2 separate regions of the Homo sapiens genome follow, and region 1 is linked to region 2. A link is a contact called in ENCODE Hi-C or POLR2A ChIA-PET data. All regions are on one chromosome and are shown on one strand. Each heading gives the region's core, a stretch centred on a gene start or an enhancer-like site at or near the end of the contact. The rest is flanking DNA. Distances are from core to core; before and after follow the strand shown.

What was found. Hi-C counts contacts between places; a loop is a spot of excess contacts on that map. ChIA-PET counts read pairs that join two places held with the same protein, here RNA polymerase II (POLR2A). Pooled maps may share reads with other maps.
Region 1: a pooled map shows a loop between it and region 2 (2.8-fold over the local background). The contact joins two enhancer-like sites. A Hi-C loop is called at or near these places in 2 of 50 pooled maps. POLR2A ChIA-PET finds 5 or more read pairs at or near these places in 2 of 52 experiments (AG04450 and activated CD8-positive, alpha-beta memory T cell).

The regions. Positions count from the first base shown.
Region 1 is chr19:18,699,233-18,702,414 of GRCh38, forward strand. The region is part of intron 1 of CRTC1 (CREB regulated transcription coactivator 1); the gene reads left to right. Among named protein-coding and RNA genes, the nearest start is that of CRTC1, 17 kb to the left of the region's middle. RefSeq lists enhancers at 835-1,681, 2,025-2,074. Within about 2 kb of position 1,924, at least 31 of the 41 ENCODE cell types and tissues checked have a DNase peak (open chromatin) inside an H3K27ac peak, as active enhancers do.
Region 2 is chr19:18,983,998-18,986,877 of GRCh38, forward strand. No RefSeq gene overlaps it. Among named protein-coding and RNA genes, the nearest start is that of HOMER3, 44 kb to the left of the region's middle. Within about 2 kb of position 1,519, at least 6 of the 41 ENCODE cell types and tissues checked have a DNase peak (open chromatin) inside an H3K27ac peak, as active enhancers do.

The DNA.
Region 1 (3,182 bases), core at 674-3,173, 280 kb before region 2:
CACTTCAGTCCTGGGAGGGGTGTGCGGGGTCTTCTCAATACCTCCATCTGGGAACATGTACCGGCTGTTGAGGGGCCCTGAAGTGAGAAGAGTAGTTTGTGGTCTTCCTGGAGCTCACATTTTTCTAAGCAAATCCTGAGCCTGTATACTTGTACGGAACACAGTGTGTTCCAGGGTCAAATCCTCGGGGTAGGATGGCCCTGGGGCTGCATGATGGTGCCCACCCAGCCCTCTGAGTGCCTGAACAAGAAGCACTGGGGTGGCCCGGTGAGTTCTCCCTGCAGCAGTGAGGGTTTGGATAGGAAAGTCCATTCCTCGAGTCAGTTGGTATTTCCTGAGCATCTCCTGTGAGCTGGCCCCGGAGACACCTTGGAGAGCAGGTCAGCTGGAGACCCTGCCCTAGGGAGTGACAGGAAGCCACACCTGTGCCAGCTGGCCCTGCCCCTGAGGTTGCGGCTCTGAGCCAAAGCGAAGAGCCTGGCCTCGCCTGGCTCTGGGGGTGATGCCTCGTGGGCCAGGGTGAGGGGTTGAGATCTGGTCCTGGGATGGGGAGGGTTTTGAGCAGGGCAGTGATGTGGGATTTATGCTTTGCAAGGATCCCATTGGCTGCCATGTGGGGACAGGCCTGGGAGGAACGAGTAGGGAGCAGCAGGAGGCCTAGGAGGGGCCAGGGCAGGTGTCCCCCGGAGATAGTGGGTGCTGGGGCTCTGTGATGACCTGGGGCTTGGCAAAGGCGGGCTTGTGACAGACTGAGCCTCATCTCGGCAGCTCTCACACCCATGGATCCTGAGCCTGATTCCCCAGGAGGGTTGGCGACGGGAGGGTTATGTTAAGTGGCTGCGTCTTCCATCTCAGGGAGCCCCACACTGGGGAACGTCACCACTATAGCGGCTGAGAGGCTTTGGGTCCTCATTTACTACATAAAATTCCCCCTTCTCTGTACTTGGGTCCTGACGCCTCCGCTGGTCCCAGGAGTTTCACTCCGTGGGGTGGGGTTGAAGGGTGCGGTGAGGCCCAGAGGGGCTGAGTCTGCTTGGAAGGGTGGGCCTTCTCCCACTGCGGGTGCTAATACCCTGTGCCCATATCCTAGCCACCCTGTCCCTTATCCACATACCCCACTCTGGTATTTCAACAGCCCAGAGACCACCACGGTGCTTGGGGGCTCTCGGCAAGGGGGCGAAGCCTCCCTGAGAACTTCTGCAGGCCGCCCTTCTCTTCCCTTTCCTGCCGGGGCTCTTGCTGCAGAGAAGCTCTCTGCCACACTTTTTTTTTTTTAAATAAAAAAAATGAAAATAAAGAAATCATTTATGTTTCAAAACTTTGATTAAAATTGAAAACAGAAACACCACAGCACTTCCCGTTTCCTCTGCATCTGGCACCACTCACCTGGGTGCAGAGGGTGGGTGGGTGCATGCCAGCTGGTCATTCGCCCGGAAATCTCTGGGAGGAAGTATCAGCACAGCCTAGCAGGGCGCCTGGGACTGGCTCTGTGGGCTGGCCGTCCCTCTGGCTGGGGACACGGGGAGGCCGAGCGTGTCCGCAAAGACACGCGAGCTGTCCACCTTTCTGGGCTGCAGGGGTCTGCAGAACCTCGGAACCTCGGAGGGGCTCTCTGTCTGCTTCAGCGTCTCTTTCTCAAGTGACTGAAAGCAGAGGCTCCCTGCTGCGTTACACCATTGAGTCCTTTCGCATCTGTGCGCATCCCGCTTCCATCGCTGCGGGGATCCCTTCGGTCCTCCCAGGCAGGCGAGATTGGTGGCTGTAATTAGGACAGGAGTGGCTCATTATATCATCACAGAATAAATGCACAGACCCTGGGGATGATTTATGGTCCCAACAGCCTATCTTTGCGCCCAGGCGGCCTCGGCCTCTGTTCGGCAAGGAGCCCGCTAATCCCTTCACTGCCGGCTCAGCCGGGGCAGAAGGAGGAGCCTGAAGGTCCACCATGGGGTGGAGGCTGCCTGCTCGCGGGCCCGCCCCCAGAGCCCGGGGCTCATCACGCTGCTCTATGCGCCTCTGTTGGCTCCTGCCAAACAGTCCCTCCCTTCTGTGCCTCAGTTTCCTGGCTGTAAAAAGGGGGTGCTCACAGAGCCCCCTTGAGGAGTCGTCACATGGATTAGATGATGCATCCACGCAAAGTGTCTGGCCCCGTGCCCGGCCCGTGGTGGGTGCACACCTTGAAAGATGCCTGCTTGGCCGAGGCCAGCTGTTGAGCTGCTACTTGGGGCAACAGTGAGAGCAGGATCGCACCTTGTTCACCTCTGTGCCTTGGCCCAGAATATGACAGCTGCCACTGTGTGGCTTATGGGTCATCTGTTTAGTTTCACCTGAGGGAGTATTCATTGCTGTTAACTGTTTCTTATGAGATAGGATTTTTGTTTTTTGTTTTTTGAGACAGAATCTCACTCTGTCACCCAGGCTGGAGTGCAATGGCGCCATCTCAGCTCACTGCAACGTCCACCTCCTGGGTTCAAGCGATTCTCCTACCTCAGCCTCCTGAGTAGCTGGGATTACAGGCGTGTGTCACCAGGCCCAGCTAATGTTTTTTATTTTTTTTGTATTTTTAGTAGAGACGGGGTTTCACCATGTTGGTCGGGCAGGTCTCCAACTCCTGATCTCAAATGATCCGCCCACCTTGGCCTCCCAAAGTGCTGGGATTATAGGCATGAGCCACCGCGCCCACCGTTTTGTTTTTTTTTTTTTTTTTTGAGACGGAGTTTCACTCTTGTTGCCCAGGCTGGAATACAGTGGTGCAATCTCGGCTCACCGCAACCTCCTCCTCCCGGGTTCAAGCAATTCTCCTGTCTCAGCCTCCCGAGTAGCTGGGATTATAGGCGTGTACCACCACACCCGGCTAATTTTGTATTGTTAATAGAGATGGGGTTTCTCCATGTTGGTCAGGCTGGTCTTGAACTCCCGACCTCAGGTGATTTGCCCGCCTCAGCCTCCCAAAGTGCTGGCATTACAGGCGTGAGCCACTGTGCCCAGCATTTTTTTTTTTTTTTGAGACAAGGTCTGGCTCTGTTGCCCAGGCTGGACTGCAGTGGTGTGATCTTGGCTCACTGTAGCCTCAATTTCCTGGGCTCAGGCAGTCCTCCTGCCTCAGCCGCCTGAGTAGCTGAGACCATAGGTGTGTACCACCACAGCTGGCTAATTTTTAGTATATATTTTTTGTAGAGACA
Region 2 (2,880 bases), core at 269-2,768:
GAAGAAGAAGGTTTTCTGCGTTCTGAGGGACTTAGTTGCTCCCAGACATCTCTGCCTCTTGCAACAACCTGCCAAGAACGTGGAGAGCCAGAAAGGAGAGGGTGAACATCTCTGGACTGAAACAGGGAAACTGTCAAAGGCTCTAGAGTAGGCAGGTGGGACGTCCAAGCCAGAAAGGACAGGTTTGCTCTGGGTTCCTTGCAAGTGACCTCCATGGGGTTCGGGGCTGAGACGGAGCCTACAACGTTGTCTAAGGCCACATTTCAGACAACTGCCAGAGAATGGTTGTTTTACCAAATAGCTGGCCAGCACACGGGGTCTATGTCTCTGTGTCTTTTGGCTAGGTTATTCACACCCCACCCTCGTCAGCTGTCAGGGTTACCCTGGGGAATGTCAATTCCAGGCACTTCTGGTTCCAGTGGGCATTCAGGCAAAGGGTGCTCCAGCAGCCCAGGGTAGCCCTGATACCCTGCACAGGTGCCTGCCATTAAATGGGGCTGGAACCGAGGGGTATAGATGGAACAGTTCAGAATTGCTTTCATTCCTGCCCTGCCCTTCCAGACTGCTCTTTTAAAAGGTGTAAATCAGGCCAGGCATGGTGATACATGCCTGTAGTCCCAGCTACTCAGGAGGCTAAGGCTGGAGGATCATTTCAGCCCAGGAGGTCAAGGCTGCAGAGAGCTATGATCATGCCACTGTACTCCAGCCTGGGCTACAGAGTGAGATGCCGTCTTAAAAATAATAATGATAATGATGATAAATTTTTTGTTTGTTTTTGAGACAGAGTCTTACTCTGTCACTCAGGCTGGAGTGCAGTGACGCCATCCCGGCTCGCTGCAACCTCCACTTTCCGGGTTCAAGTGATCTTCTCGCCTCAGCCTCCCGAGTAGCTGGAACTATGTGTGTGTACCACCATGCCTGGCTAATTTTTGTATTTTTAGTACAAACGGAATTTTGCCGTCTTGCCCAGGCTGGTCTCAAACTCCTGACCTCAAGCGATCCGTCTGCCTTGGCCTCCCAAAGTGCTGGGATTACAAGCATGAGCCACCGCACCATGACAAAAGCCCCTCTCTACTAAAAAATACAAAAATTAGCTGGGCATGGTGGCGCGTGCCCATAGTCCCGGCTACTCAGGAGGCTGAGGTGGGAGGATTGCGTGAATCTTGGAGGTGGAGGTTGCAGTAAGCCGAGATGGCACCACTACACTCCAGCCTGGGCGACAGAGTAAGACCCTGTCTCAAAACGAAAACCAACAAATAAAAATGTGTGGTGAATGAATGAATGAATGAATGAGTGAACAGACAAGATGTAAAAAGCCGATCAGAGCCTCTGCCAAGGAGATGTCAGAGGGTTTTTCACAGCAGCCTTTGAACAATGGCCCTGGGAGGAAGCCAGGCTTATTTCCCCATTTGACACAGGAAGAAACTGTCTTGGTTCAAATCTGATCCTTTTTTCTCCTAAGACCACAGCTGCCTCCGAAACAAAGGCCGACAATTGCTGCCAGCAAGTGCTTTGCTGTTTTTACTTCCTCTAAACATTCTTCAGTGGATTTTCCTTTCAAACTGGTTGTAAGGAGGCACATGGCTGGGTGTTGGTGGGGGGTGGCACCCCTGCCCGGACCCCACACGCTTCCCTACCACGTGGCCGGTTTGGAGTAGACCCATCTTTGTGCTGAAACACAGCCCAACATTGCCATATACGGGGGGCTTGTCTACATTTTACAAGATTTTTACAAAAATGATGCTACACTTTGCAAATGGATTTATTTTTTTTGAGACAAGGTCATACTCTGTCACCCAGGCTGGAGTGCAGTGGTACAATCACAGCTCACTGCAGCCTTGACCTCCCGGGCTCAAGTGATCCTTCCTCCTCAGCCTCCCAAGTAGGTGGGACTACAGGCATGTGCCACCATGCCCGGCTAGGGTTTCTTTTTTTTTTAATAGAGATGGGGTCTTGTTACGTTGCCCAGGCTGGCCTTGAATTCCTGGCCTCAAGCAGTGCTCTTTCCTCTCCCTCCTAAAGTGCTGGGATTGCAGGTGTGAGCCACCACGCCCAGCTTGGAACATCTTTATTTTAAGATGAGCATGCTGGGGCCTCAGGGAGTGAAGTGAATTTTCCAAAGTCACTCGTTGTGACCAGGACACTGGAGTCAAGGCCCTTTCATCATGTCATGGGGTCTAGGTAAGGACTCAGGAAACTTCATTTATTTATTTATAGATAGAGTTTTGCTTTTGTAGCCCAGGCTGGAGTACAGTGGTGCGATCTCGGCTCACTGCAACCCCCGCCTCCTGGATTCACGCGATTCTCCTGCTTCGGCCTCCGGAATAGCTGGGATTACAGGCATGCACCACCACACCCAGCTAATTTTTGCATTTTTAGTAGAGACGAGGTTTCACCATGTTGGCCAGGCTGGTCTCGAACTCCTGACCTCAGGTGATCTGCCTGCCTCGGCCTCCCAAAGTGCTGGGATTACAGGCGTGAGCCACCACGCCTGGCCTTTGTTTTAAGGAGGAGGAGTCAGCCAATGGGATGCCTCAAGGACTGGGTCCACTGACACAGAACAATGGAAACAGATCAGCGATGTCTGAGTTCACAGCATGCGGGTGCTGCTCCTAAGAACCCTTCTGTAGATGCTACTGTTCTCCCCATTTGCAAATGAGGAAGCTGACACTCAGAGATGTGGATCACCCGCCCCAGGTTACACAGCACAGAGAGGACATGTTAGGACTGAGGATTCAAATTCTTAAGGTTTGCTTTCCTCCTGGCAAAAGCAAGTCATGAAGGCGTGGAAGCTGAAATCTCGAGGCTAACGCTCCCCTTTTCACACCTGGCCACAAGCTGCAAGAACTGGGAGTTGGTGCTCCCATGAGTCCAACCTGA